Regions from separate parts of the Homo sapiens genome. Here region 1 is linked to region 2. The links are chromatin contacts, found by Hi-C in ENCODE. All regions are on one chromosome and are shown on one strand. The core of a region is the stretch at or near the end of the contact, and the rest is flanking DNA. Distances in the headings are between cores, read along the strand shown.

Evidence for each region. A loop is a pair of places that touch in the nucleus more often than their neighbours do. Pooled maps may share reads with other maps.
Region 1: a loop to region 2 is called in a map of PC-3, with 8 times the contacts of the local background. The contact joins two enhancer-like sites. A Hi-C loop is called at or near these places in 3 of 168 maps with a recorded cell type or tissue (Calu3, PC-3 and PC-9) and 3 of 50 pooled maps.

Annotation. Positions count from the first base shown.
Region 1 is chr5:149,224,533-149,230,479 of GRCh38, forward strand. The region is part of intron 8 of ABLIM3 (actin binding LIM protein family member 3); the gene reads left to right. Among named protein-coding and RNA genes, the nearest start is that of AFAP1L1, 44 kb to the right of the region's middle. Within about 2 kb of position 4,624, at least 5 of the 41 ENCODE cell types and tissues checked have a DNase peak (open chromatin) inside an H3K27ac peak, as active enhancers do.
Region 2 is chr5:148,909,590-148,915,404 of GRCh38, forward strand. No RefSeq gene overlaps it. Among named protein-coding and RNA genes, the nearest start is that of ADRB2, 86 kb to the left of the region's middle. RefSeq lists an enhancer at 549-1,748. Within about 2 kb of position 4,467, at least 8 of the 41 ENCODE cell types and tissues checked have a DNase peak (open chromatin) inside an H3K27ac peak, as active enhancers do.

The sequences.
Region 1 (5,947 bases), core at 3,374-5,873, 320 kb after region 2:
TGTTCAGTGACTCCACCTGCATAGCCAGCCTGCCATGTGCTGCAGCCCCCTCGCTCACCCAGGCCCCAGCTCCCTGCTCCCCTCAAGTCTCCCTTTTACTGCTCTCCCCTTACCCAAACTAGATCCTGGCACACAGATTATTTTTGTAGGTGGAGGAGAGGAGACAATAAGAACAACAATACCCAACACTTATATAGTCCCTGACATAGGCGGACACCGTTCTAAGTGCTGGGCATGGATTAACTCATTAATCCTCAAACCAAACCTATGAGGCAGATACTGTTGTCATCCCTGTTTTATAAATAGGGAAACCAAGGCACAGAGAGGCAACTGACTTGCTCTAGACAATGCAGCTAGTAAATGATGTAGCCAGGATTGGAACCCCTTAAGAATATTACATGAAATGATGCACAGAGTGCCTGATACCAGTAAAGATTTACTAACACCCAAGATTATAATGATCACACTGTTGTTATTACAGGGCAGATTCAACAGCAGTGTTCACTCCTCTCTCTGGCCGAGTTTGGCACTTTCAGTAGCAAAGGAGGAACAGAGTGCCTTGGTCTACAGAAGCAATTCACCTGCTGGGAGGAGAGGAGTGGGAAATTTTTTATGTTAATGTAAAATTCTCATAACACAAAATTAACCATTTTAAAGCGCACAATTCGGTAGCTTTTAGTGCATTCACAATGTTGTACAACCCCCACCTCTATCTAGTTCCAAATCATTTTCATCACTTCAAAAGGAAACCTCATACATGCCATTAAGCAGTCATTTCCCATTCCTCTGTCCCCGAACCCCTGGCAGTCACCAATCTGTTTTCTGTCTCTATGGATTTGCCAATTTTGTATAGCTCTTACAGATGGAACCATACAATATATGTTCTTTTGTGACTGGCTTCTCACCCTGAGAATAATGCTTTCTAGGTTCATCCGTATAATAGCAGGTATCAGCAGGTCATTCCTTTTATGGCTGAACAATATTCCATTTTTGGATCTACCACATTTTTTATGTGGATGAAGATTTTTTAAAAAAATTTTTATTTCCATAGGTAATTGGGGAACAGGATGGTGTTTGGAAGTTCTTCAGTGACGTTTTGTGAGATTTTAGTGCACCCATCACCTGAGTGGTATACAATGCACCCAATTTGTAGTCTTTTATCCCCTACCCCTTTCCCAGCCTTTCCCCCTGAGCCCCAAAAGTCCATTGTGTCATTCTTATGCTTTTGCATCCTCATAGCTTAGCTCTCACTTATGAATGAGAACATACAATGTTTGGTTTTCCATTCCCGAGTTACTTTACTTAGAATAATGGCCTCCAATTTCATCTGGGTTGCTGCAAATGCCATTATTTTGTTTCCTTTATGGCTGAGTAGTATTCCATCATATATACATATATATATATATATGTATGTATGTATATAATATGTGTGTGTGTGTGTGTGTGTGTGTATATATATATATATATATATATATATATATATATATATATATATCACAGTTTCTTTATCTACTCATTGATTGATGGGCATTTGGGTTGGTTTATGTGCATGGAGATTTTAAAGGAGCAGTTCCAAGGTTCCTCCCAGTCTATTGCCACAAAGATAGTGCTGCTGTCATAAAGGCAGAGGTCTGAGAAACCTCATCCTGCTATGGTGAAAAAAAAATCCAGAGGCCAGGCGCAGTGGCTCACACCTGTAATCCCAGCAGTTTGAAGACTGAGGAGGGTGGATCATGAGGTCAGGATATCGAGACCATCCTGGCTAACATGGTGAAACCCCGTATCTACTAAAAATACAAAAAATTAGCCGAGTGTGGTGGCATGCACCTGTAGTCCCAGCTACTCGGGAGGCTGAGGCAGGAGAATCGCTTGAACCTGGGGGCAGAGGTTGCAGTGAGCCTAGATCACACCACTCCCCTCCAGCCTGGTGATAAAGCGAGACTCCGTCTCAAAACAAAAAAAGAAATCCAGAGAGGAAACCTGCCGTAAGAGAATGCCCTAGCTAGGGTCAAGGCCAAAAACTCCAATGCCCACGTCAAGGAGTGGGAAGGGCTGGGAGTCAGAAAGTAGGGAGGGTCACTGGTGACCTGCAGTATCTAAAAACCTTCAGACTCAGAACTGTTTAAAATCATGCTTACTAAACAGAACCGTCCAATGGACCACTTTCAATCACTGTACTTGTAACCTCTAGAATGCCAACATTCTAGAAGACTATGATACCAACTCCAGCTTTGGCATTAAAAAACAAAAAGCATTGGCCGGGCATGGTGGCTCATCCCTGTAATCCCAGCACTTTGGGAGGCCGAGGCGGGCAGATCACCTGAGGTTGGGAGTTTGAGACCAGCCTGGCCAACACAGAGAAACCCCATCTCTACTAAAAATACAAAATTAGCCGGGTGTTGTAGTGCATGTCTGTAATCCCAGCTACTCAGGAGGCTGAGGCAGGAGAATCACTTGAACCCAGGAGGCAGAGGTTGCAATGAGCCAAGATCGTGCCATTGCACTCCAGCCTGGGCAATAAGAGCGAAACTCCATCTCAAAAAAAAAAAAAAAAAAAAAAGCCTTGGCAAATTTAACATCAGGGTGTAGCAGAGAGGTGGGTGGCTTCCCCAACATTAAATCAGCCCCAAATGTTACAGGTGTGGAGTGTGCTATAACCAATCAGAGAGATAAGACTGACTGCTGACTCTGCTAACGATTAAAAATGGCCTTAATACCTGGCTGACAGATAGTTTTGGAGATTAACATCTCTATCTCTGAGTCAGCTGATACAGAAATAGCTAATCCTTCACTTCCATAACCTTCATAGTAGGTTTTAACTGCAGAGCCTGGAATTGTGGGTGACAATCTCAGAGGACAGGAGGAAGTGACTCATGGAACCAGGAGTTGAACAAGCAGAAAATGTTGTACTCTTACAAAAAGCTAGAGCTCTGCCTTATAAAATTGGTTTCTTTATCACATAACATTCCAAGAAAATAAATTTAGAGTGTTATCTGGTATTTAGCCCTGTGGTTCTCAAATTATGAGTCATAAAATCACCTGGGGAGCTTGTTAAATCACAGATTCCCAGGTCCCACCTCCAGGGAGTTGGCGTCAGTGGCTTCTGCAGGGGGGCCCAGGAATCTGAATTTTACCAGACTGCAAGACAGGTGATCCACAGGTCACAGTTTGACACACCCCAATATAGTGAATATGTTTGTAGACTCAGTCTGGAGTTGTGGCTGTCTAATCAGAGTCTAGATTGTACTACTTGTCCAAATCTCTGGGCCCAAGTTAGAGAAGCCAACTGCCTAAGATAGAATGCCATGTTTCTTTTGTTTATTTATTCACTCAATGAGTATTTATTGAGAATCTGCAGTTCCTGCAGATATATCTGTAGGTATAACAGACATGAATCCTCTCCTCATAGAATTTACATTCTTATCAGGATAAATGGGTGGGGCAAATAATTATCTTCTCGGTACAGTAAAACCTGTTAAGATGGAAACAGAATCTCTAAGGATTTGGGGGCTGGTAAACATCCCTTAGTGTAAGTACTGTGTGCTGAGTCTCCTTCCTAATATCACTGCTGAGCATTTATATACCCAATGTGTACTTAAACACTTTTAGGGACAAGGGCTTACTGTCAGTTGAATAAGGCCATTCAGTTCTTAGGTGTTAAATGTTCCTTGCCTGAACCTTCTGCCCTTAGTCCTAGTTCTACAAAACAAATGAATGCCTCTTCCTACAGAGAGTCATTAAAATCTGTAAAATCAGCTTTCACCATTCTGTTAAGTCTCTTCTTCAGGGTAAAGACCCAGCCTTAGAATTGCATTTGAGTCCCCTTCCTAGGATAGTCACCATCCTCTCATGGGTGCATTATACCTAGTATCTTTTTGAAAAAAAATACAAAGGTAGGGTCCAATGAGTCATTCACATGCATTTCTTTGTTAAACACACATGGGCCAGGCACTGTTTTTGGCTCTGGGGATAAAGTCCACTGAAGAGAATAACCATCTTCTTCACCATGATGTTATCCTTCTGTTAATGTCACATTGTTGAGCTATTGGCCTAGGGAATAAGCTCAGAAGACCGTTATTTCACAGGGATCTTCATGAACAAATCATCTTTTCTTGCATTCTTTATGTAAGTTTATTGCTAGCTACCAACTAACTTTTTTTAGCCTCTTTTATTTACAGATATACTACCAACTCCTAAATTCTGATTTTTTTCATTTCTAATTATATTTTTTTTCTTGTTTGATCCTCCTCTCCTTGTTTCTTATGTAAATATGCTTTCCGGTATGCAGAGTGCTGAAGTTAATGGCCATTTTTGGCTCAGTTTTATTTCAGAGTGAAATGCCAATGTTATGGGGTTAGAAAGCAAAAGAGACCCTCTAGTCTGACCCCCTCGCTTGACACATTATTTCCTTGTATGAGGACTTCTGCCCTCTTGATCTTTCCTATGTCTCTTTAACTTAAGTTCATGACCTCCTCAGACCTCTGTGTCCATCTCATCCATTTCCTACAGTGACCTGTAACATGTGTTTCCTGCCACAGCCACAGTCATAAACAATTCCTGATAGATTCGGAAGCAACTCAGAGAGGAACCGGAAACGCTCTCTCTAATAACTCCCTAAAGTAAGAATCCCAACACACAGCTTGGTAGTGGACACACCCTGTGATTGCTGGATCAAGCCACAGACTCAGAGTCCCTCTACTGGGCTCTGAGAACCATTGCATTTTACTTTAGAAAGAATTAAACCCAGTTGAATAATAAGGAATACCCAAGTATGTCGGCAGACAAAAATCAAAGATTCTTGTTCCACAAAAGACAAAACTGCCCGTAAAATTAGAAACTTGGAGATGAAAATAATCTTCAAGGCCACCCAAATCCCACCTTATTGTTCTTCAGATGAGGAAACTGGGACCCAGAGAGAGGATGTGTTAGGGGCTGAGCAGAGACAAAAAACACAGGCCTCCTCACTTCAGGCCTCTCTTCTCTTTTTCACTCCGATTTATTGACCTTTCACCACCATCTCATCCCTTAGCTAGTATTCCGGTCCTGGGGGTTCCAGGCAACAAAGCATAATATAAAGTATATCCTAGAGACAAAGTCAGACAAACAAATGCCATCTGGATGCTCAGGAATCCAGCCATTGCTGGCTTCTTTCCTTTTAGGGCTGGTTACAAGGGGAATGGCTCCAGAGGGATAATATGTTCCTATTTTTCCTTCTAATCCAGGACACCTGTCCCTTCTTTGGGGAATGTGTCATATTTGGGGCTGCTTCTCAACATGTGAGCAGCCACCTGTTGCTCATGCCTTTCCAAATTGGCCTTTCGGGTTTGGGGCTGGCCAACTGGACCCCCACCCACAATAAAATGTGGGCGTTAGCAGTATACTAAATTTGAAGAGTCTGGAGTCTCTGAGGAATTAGCAGGTCAAGGCAATGCTCTCAAGCGGAATATACACCATGACACCTCCTCCCCCTTAAATGTGATAGCTCTGGTAGACAGTCATAAGTCTTTAAGAGAAAAGAAAGCTGGAGTTCACCATGCTCTGTCACTCTTTTTTATCCACACTGTCATTTATTCATTCAACAAATATTTATTGACCACCTGCTATGTGTCACTGACTGCCAATCATGCACTCACCTCTTCACCCCACAAACATGTACGGATCTCTTCTAAGAGCAAAGTCCCGTGCTGGGGACTGTGGGAGATGTAGCAATGAATAAAGCTCAGCTCCCGCCCAGAAGAAGCTCTTGATTTAGTGGGAAATGAAAAATCCATAAGCTACTGTGCCTTAAGGCTGTATGTGTGGAAAGAGACACAAAGAACTATGGATCACAAAGGACAGAGAAGTCACCCCCAACTGGCAGGTAAGAAAGTTTGCAAGAGGATGTCATGTGAGCCCTAGACCTTTAGGAACAGGTAGGATTTGGACACACAGAAAAAGGATGTGAGCG
Region 2 (5,815 bases), core at 3,217-5,716:
TCTAACAAATGTATACCTTGGTCAAAACTCTTCACTGTACGGTGAAAATAAGTGCATTTTCTTGTATGTAATTTACATTTTAATAAAGTTGACTTTTAAAGTTATTTTGAAAAATTACCAAACTAAACCAAGAAAAAAATGCTTTAAAGAAAGAAGGTAAATAGTGATTTTAAATATGAGTCCTAATTTAATGTCAAAAGTGGATATTCTGAATTGCAGCAGTATTTTTAAAGCAAACTGTTTCTCACATGAACACTCTGGATAGCTGTGCTCCAGGAAGAGAGGCAGTAGGGACTGATTTCCTGAAAAAACAGCTCCAGGAGCTGCCAGTGGATAGCAGGGAGGTGAGGCAGGAGTGCATGGAGGAGCCAGACTTGATTGGGTATGACACACCCTAGGGCAGGGCTCAAATGATCTGTGAAGGGCCAGGTGTCTTTTGTTTCTGTTGCTTGTTTGTTTATTTGTTTTGTAAAACTAAAAAAAAAAAAAAAAAAAATCCCATCTGCTAGAGGTCACAGAAATGAAAGTTCAACTTATTCTCCATGTATGTGCTAATGTCATCGCAGATCATAGCAACGTGCACAGATTGGCGCTGGTGCACAGAGCCACTTTCAGCAACACTGCCCTGGGGGTTCCTGGAACTACTTGGGGTGCACTCTGGAAGAGACCAAGGTCCCATGTAAGCAAACAGAGGCAGAAGTCAGAGACAAGTGGGTCATGATTATGAATATGCGGTCCTGTTTGTCCACAGTGCGTGGTGAGGGCTGAGGAAATGTGCTTACAAATATTTCAGAACAGGTACAGGAGGCTGACAAAACGCTGTTTTGGAAAGACTCATCTGGCAGCACACACCAAGGCTGGTGGGGCACAAACAGACTTGAATCCTGGAGACTGATGAGGAGGTTGATGCAACCAACCAGGTGGGAGATGGGTGACCGGGATTTGAACCATAGTAGAAGCTGTGGAAAGGAGGAAATGGAAGGCAGAAGATGAGGAAAGGAAGGGTCAACAATGACTGGTGACTTGTCAGGGGCCTGGGGGATGGAGACCAAGTCAGAGCTGGCCTGTGACACAGGAAGGAGCAGGTATTCTGAGGAATGAGGGGGAAAATGGGGAGAAAAACTTGAGTCTATGGCCTCCATCTGCTCTGGGAAATAGGAAGTGGGTTCTTGGGCGTGCCAGTGCTCCCTGACCTGGTGGTTCCTGAGGGCTGACTCTGCCTGCCTTGGCCTCCTGCCCAGCAATCCCTGACCCACTGCCGCCCACAGCACCACCCACAGTGGAAGACAAAGGGAGACAAACAGAGGGGTGCCTTTGTGCATGCCATTTCCCCGTGCCTGGCATGCGAGCTTCCTCCCACCCATTCTCTAACTATGACTCCTCCTCACCCAGGCCCAGCCTTGATATCACTGCAGAAGGAGCCAGGCCCCGCTGTATGTGGCCATGACACTCAAATGTATTACAGCACACATGTCCCATCACGAAGCAGCTGCTTATATGTCCATCTGCCCTCCCACAATGCAGGTTCACCATAGGGGTTGGATCCAGCTTGCATTTCACCAACCTTTAGCACAGTGCCTGATGCAAGTCACTGTGCTCAGGAAGCAACATAAACAAGTGAGGATGGAGCACATTGAAGGACAGACAAACACAGGCAGAAAGGTCATGTGAAATGGGCTCAGCTGGTGTGGAGGTGAATGGGAGCCAGAGGTCACACGGACTCTGCTTTTCTCCACCCTGTGATACACGTATGTTAACTATTATTTGAAACTGAACTTCTGTCATTCCAGACAGTTTAGCAGCTGCTCTCTGAATAAAAACACAATTGGAAGAGACCAAGATCCCATGTAAGCAAACAGAGGCAGAAGCCAAAGACAAGTGGGTCATGATTATGAATATGTGGTCCTGTTTGTCCACAGTGGGTGAGAGGGCTGAGGAAATGTGCTTAGAAAGATTTCAGAACAGGTACAGGAGGCTGACAAAACACTGTTTTGGAAAGACTCATCTGGCAGCACACCAAGGATGGTGGGGCACAAACAGACTTGAATCCCAGAGACGTGAAGCCCATCCGCAAAGACACTATTGTCTGGATTTGGACAGCATCACTCAGAGCAGTCTCACCCTAAAAAACCTTAGGAAACTGGACTGAGGCTGGAACTGACCAGTGAAGGGGAAGTCACCACCTTTAATCTGAGAGCAAGCAGTAAAAGAGAAGCTGGAAAATCCTTCAGTTCCACTGGCGCTGAAGTGATTGACATGACTTCACATCACTGACTGAAGAGGTGGAATAGAAACAGGTGGAATTGTCATAGACCTGGAGATAGAAGCCCAGTTTCAATGTGGGGTTGCCCACCCCGGGGACGGGGAGTGGACAGCACTCCAAGAATGGTCTGGGGTTTATGGCCTGGTTCATTCTGATGGGTTTGTGCCCTTACCGTAGAGGATGTTCATGTTTTGAGTATCACCCCTACCCACCACCATTTAGCAGGAGTTATCACAATGATTTCCTAATCCAGAGAAAAGGCTTCTGCAATACAGAGAGAAAAGGGATTGAGATCCCAGAGGGAAGTTACTAGAACAACCAGAAAGGGAAGCTTTCTATTGGAAGCAAGGATTTCTGGACACAAAACTTTCAGTACTGAAATCAAGGAAAGTCTTGCATAAACTGGCCTAGTTGGAAGGGACCTTAGAGATCATTGCCCAACCCCCTTTTTCATAAATACAGCCCCAGAGAGGGCTCACATTCACACAGAGCCTGTGGCAAGGCTACACCTGGAGCCCAGGTCTCCACCTCCACCTGCAGGGCCCTTTCCCCTGGTGGTGCTTTCTTTCAGTGCCACCTTCTTCATTTCCATAATTACAACTAATTTCTTGGTACTACCCAAAGCAGGGAGTTTTCTAACATCGAATTGTTAGATAGGAGGGATGGCAATGTCTCCCACAGTCCTGTTTCCAGGTGAGGAGGGTCCTAACGGAGCCATAGCTCATCCCACAAGTCCCTGCTGCCCTGCTCAAGGCAGGCTGCACCTCCCAACTCCTTGACTTGCTCTCTGGCAGCCTCCACAGTCTCTTTGAGTAAAAGAAGGCTCTCACCGAAGCCTGAACCAGAGAGTTTGCCTCTCTCTTTTCCTTGGGCTGCAAACAGGTACAAACAAAGACCCAAAATAAATAAAATTCTTTTTCTGTGCCACCCTTAGCACAACAGGGTGAGAGGGGAGAGAGCAAATGCTTAACTGGAAAAACTCAGGGACAAATCACCTGGAGCTCCTCCATCCACCTGCAGATGGCACCTCTGGTTTTCCTATCCTCTCACTCCTTAGAGGAGTGAGTAGTGAAGTGAGCAAATGATTTCTGACCCAGCCCTCCTGGAACCGGTGGTCCGAGAGTGCAAGGCCCTGGTGTGAGGAGTCCCACGCATCTGGAGATGCATGCTTCCCGAAGGATGATAAGATCAGCCTGATGGACGGACAGCTACACCTCCAAAGACTTTCAAAACAAGAGCACAGAAAATGAGCAACTTCTCCTGCCTCTCCTAAGCCCCAGGCTGCCTGTTTACAAATTTTCTCTCCTCTCTCTTCTCATGCCTGAATCTGTTCAGGAATGTTACATCCCAGCCTTTCTGGGATGACTACACGTCACAGTGGCAGCCATTGTAATGCCTCACATCCCGGAATGTGGCATCCCTGAATGAGTCAGGCAGGAGTGCCGGCTGTGAGAGAGGATAGCCTGCCTCATGCTGCTTCATCCTGGGATCATGGGGCTCAGGCTACTAGATGATGCATTTCAAGATTCCCGAAGGCAACATGCAATTTATTGTCCAGTTTGATGGAGAAAAACAGAGAAGTGGGACTACAACAATAATAATTTCACTTTCATCACCTTCTAATTTATAAAGTCCTTTCATAGCTAGGCCCTCAATTGACTGGTACAATAAATATCCTTGTGAGGAAAGCAAGGCTGGTAAAGCGCAGAGGCTGGAAATGCCTCAGGCCTTGTGCCTGGTAAGGAGCAGACAGGACCAGCAGCTGAGATGTTGGCATCATGCAGACTTCAGGGCTCTTCCCATTGCATGGTCCATGTCCTTCCTTCAGAAGCAGGCATGCTGCTTAGTCTGTAACGTAGACTGGCAAATGCACGGAGGTTTTTCCAAAAGGCTGAGGTAGAGGCATTGCACACAGCAGTCAGAGACACCGACGTGGGGGTTGAGTAGCCCCCAGCTGAGTCCTGGCCCTGCTTTCATTGACTTTGACCAAATGATGCTACTTAAATTCTGACCGTCAGTATCTAGTTTTAAAATAGATACAATAATGTCTACATCATAGATGTTTACATTAAGAAGATAAGGTCTTGGAGACAGTACAGCATAGTGGCTGAGAGCTATAGCGCTGGTGTCAATAGACCTGGATTCAAACCTCAGGTTTGCCTCTTGCTAGCAATAAGTCACATCACCTCTCTGAGTTTCAGTTTCCTCATCTGTGACATGGAGATAAAACCTCTACCTGTTTCATAGGGTTGTGAGGACTAAGTGTGATAATATATGCAAAATAGCTTATCTAAGTGCTTGGCAGGAAATAGGCACTTGATAAATACTTGCTGAATGACGAACTGAAATGACTGGCAAGGCTGGGATATAAAACAAAGACTGAATAACTCCAGAGCTGGGGCTCTTAACTTTCATGGAATGCTGGTTCTCAAACATGCCAAGCACCTCCCACCAGATAATTGGGGTGAGAGGCATTCTTGCAATAGCTGGGTAATTATCCTCAAAGCCCCTTCCAATCCTTAAGCATCCATGAGTTCACCTACTCTCTTGGATGCGTCCCAAAGGCCTTCAAAGAAGAGGAACTTGGGGAAGGAATGTAACCTCCATAAGAGCTATGTCTCCACACAAGGGGAGAATTGGGCTAACACACACACACACACACACACACACACACACACACACACACACAGAGGTATATCTGGCCCCATTCTACCACCAAGATGAGAGGTTTCTGTCTTAGAGACCGTAGAGAGATGCTGCTGTATGAGAACACTGAGGCCCAGAGAGGTGAAGCAATTTTCTTAAAGCTGCACAGCCAGAGAGTGGCAAAGCCAGAACTGGAATTCAAGCCTCCTGACTTCCAGCCCCAGGCTCCCTGCCACTGCCTCCCTATTTACACAGGCTTTCATAATCATTAGGGCACAGAATTAGTTCAGCACTAAGCTTTCAAAATCCACATGGTCCCTCCCATAGGTCCTCTTGAGGACAAAATCACTCAGGGATAAAAATGTATTAAGTCTTTTGAAATGGCAGAGGAGGGTGTTCCCTCACATAAGAAATCCTGAGGACACCAGAGTTGAAATACTGATTTGATCAGCGGATCATCTGGGCCCCATCTCTTGTGCAATTTTTGTCTTGTTTGGTATTCAGATGGTGGAAGTGTCAGGCTTCTGAGCCAATGCTCTCTGACAAGTGCATTTTACATGCCTCTGCAGCCCTGACCGAGGAGTGGCAGGCCTGAATCAGTTCTCACCAGAGGTTCGGAGAAATAGGTTGCTCTGATCCCCAATCAAATCTATTAGGAGTTGTCCCACCAAACAAGCCTGTGAATTCCAAACAGTGGCTACGTTCTCACTGCCCTTCCCACCTAGGTCACTGGCCTGGCTGGACGACAGATTCTGGAGCCCCAGATTGTCAGTGCTGGGCAGAGGCTCAGACATGTTTTGACGAAACTCCATACCTCTCAGCTGCAGGAACTAAGGCCCAGGAAGAGGAAGGGACTTGTCCGAGGTCACACTGTGGGCTCGAAAAGTGAGAGTTTTGTTCCTTTGG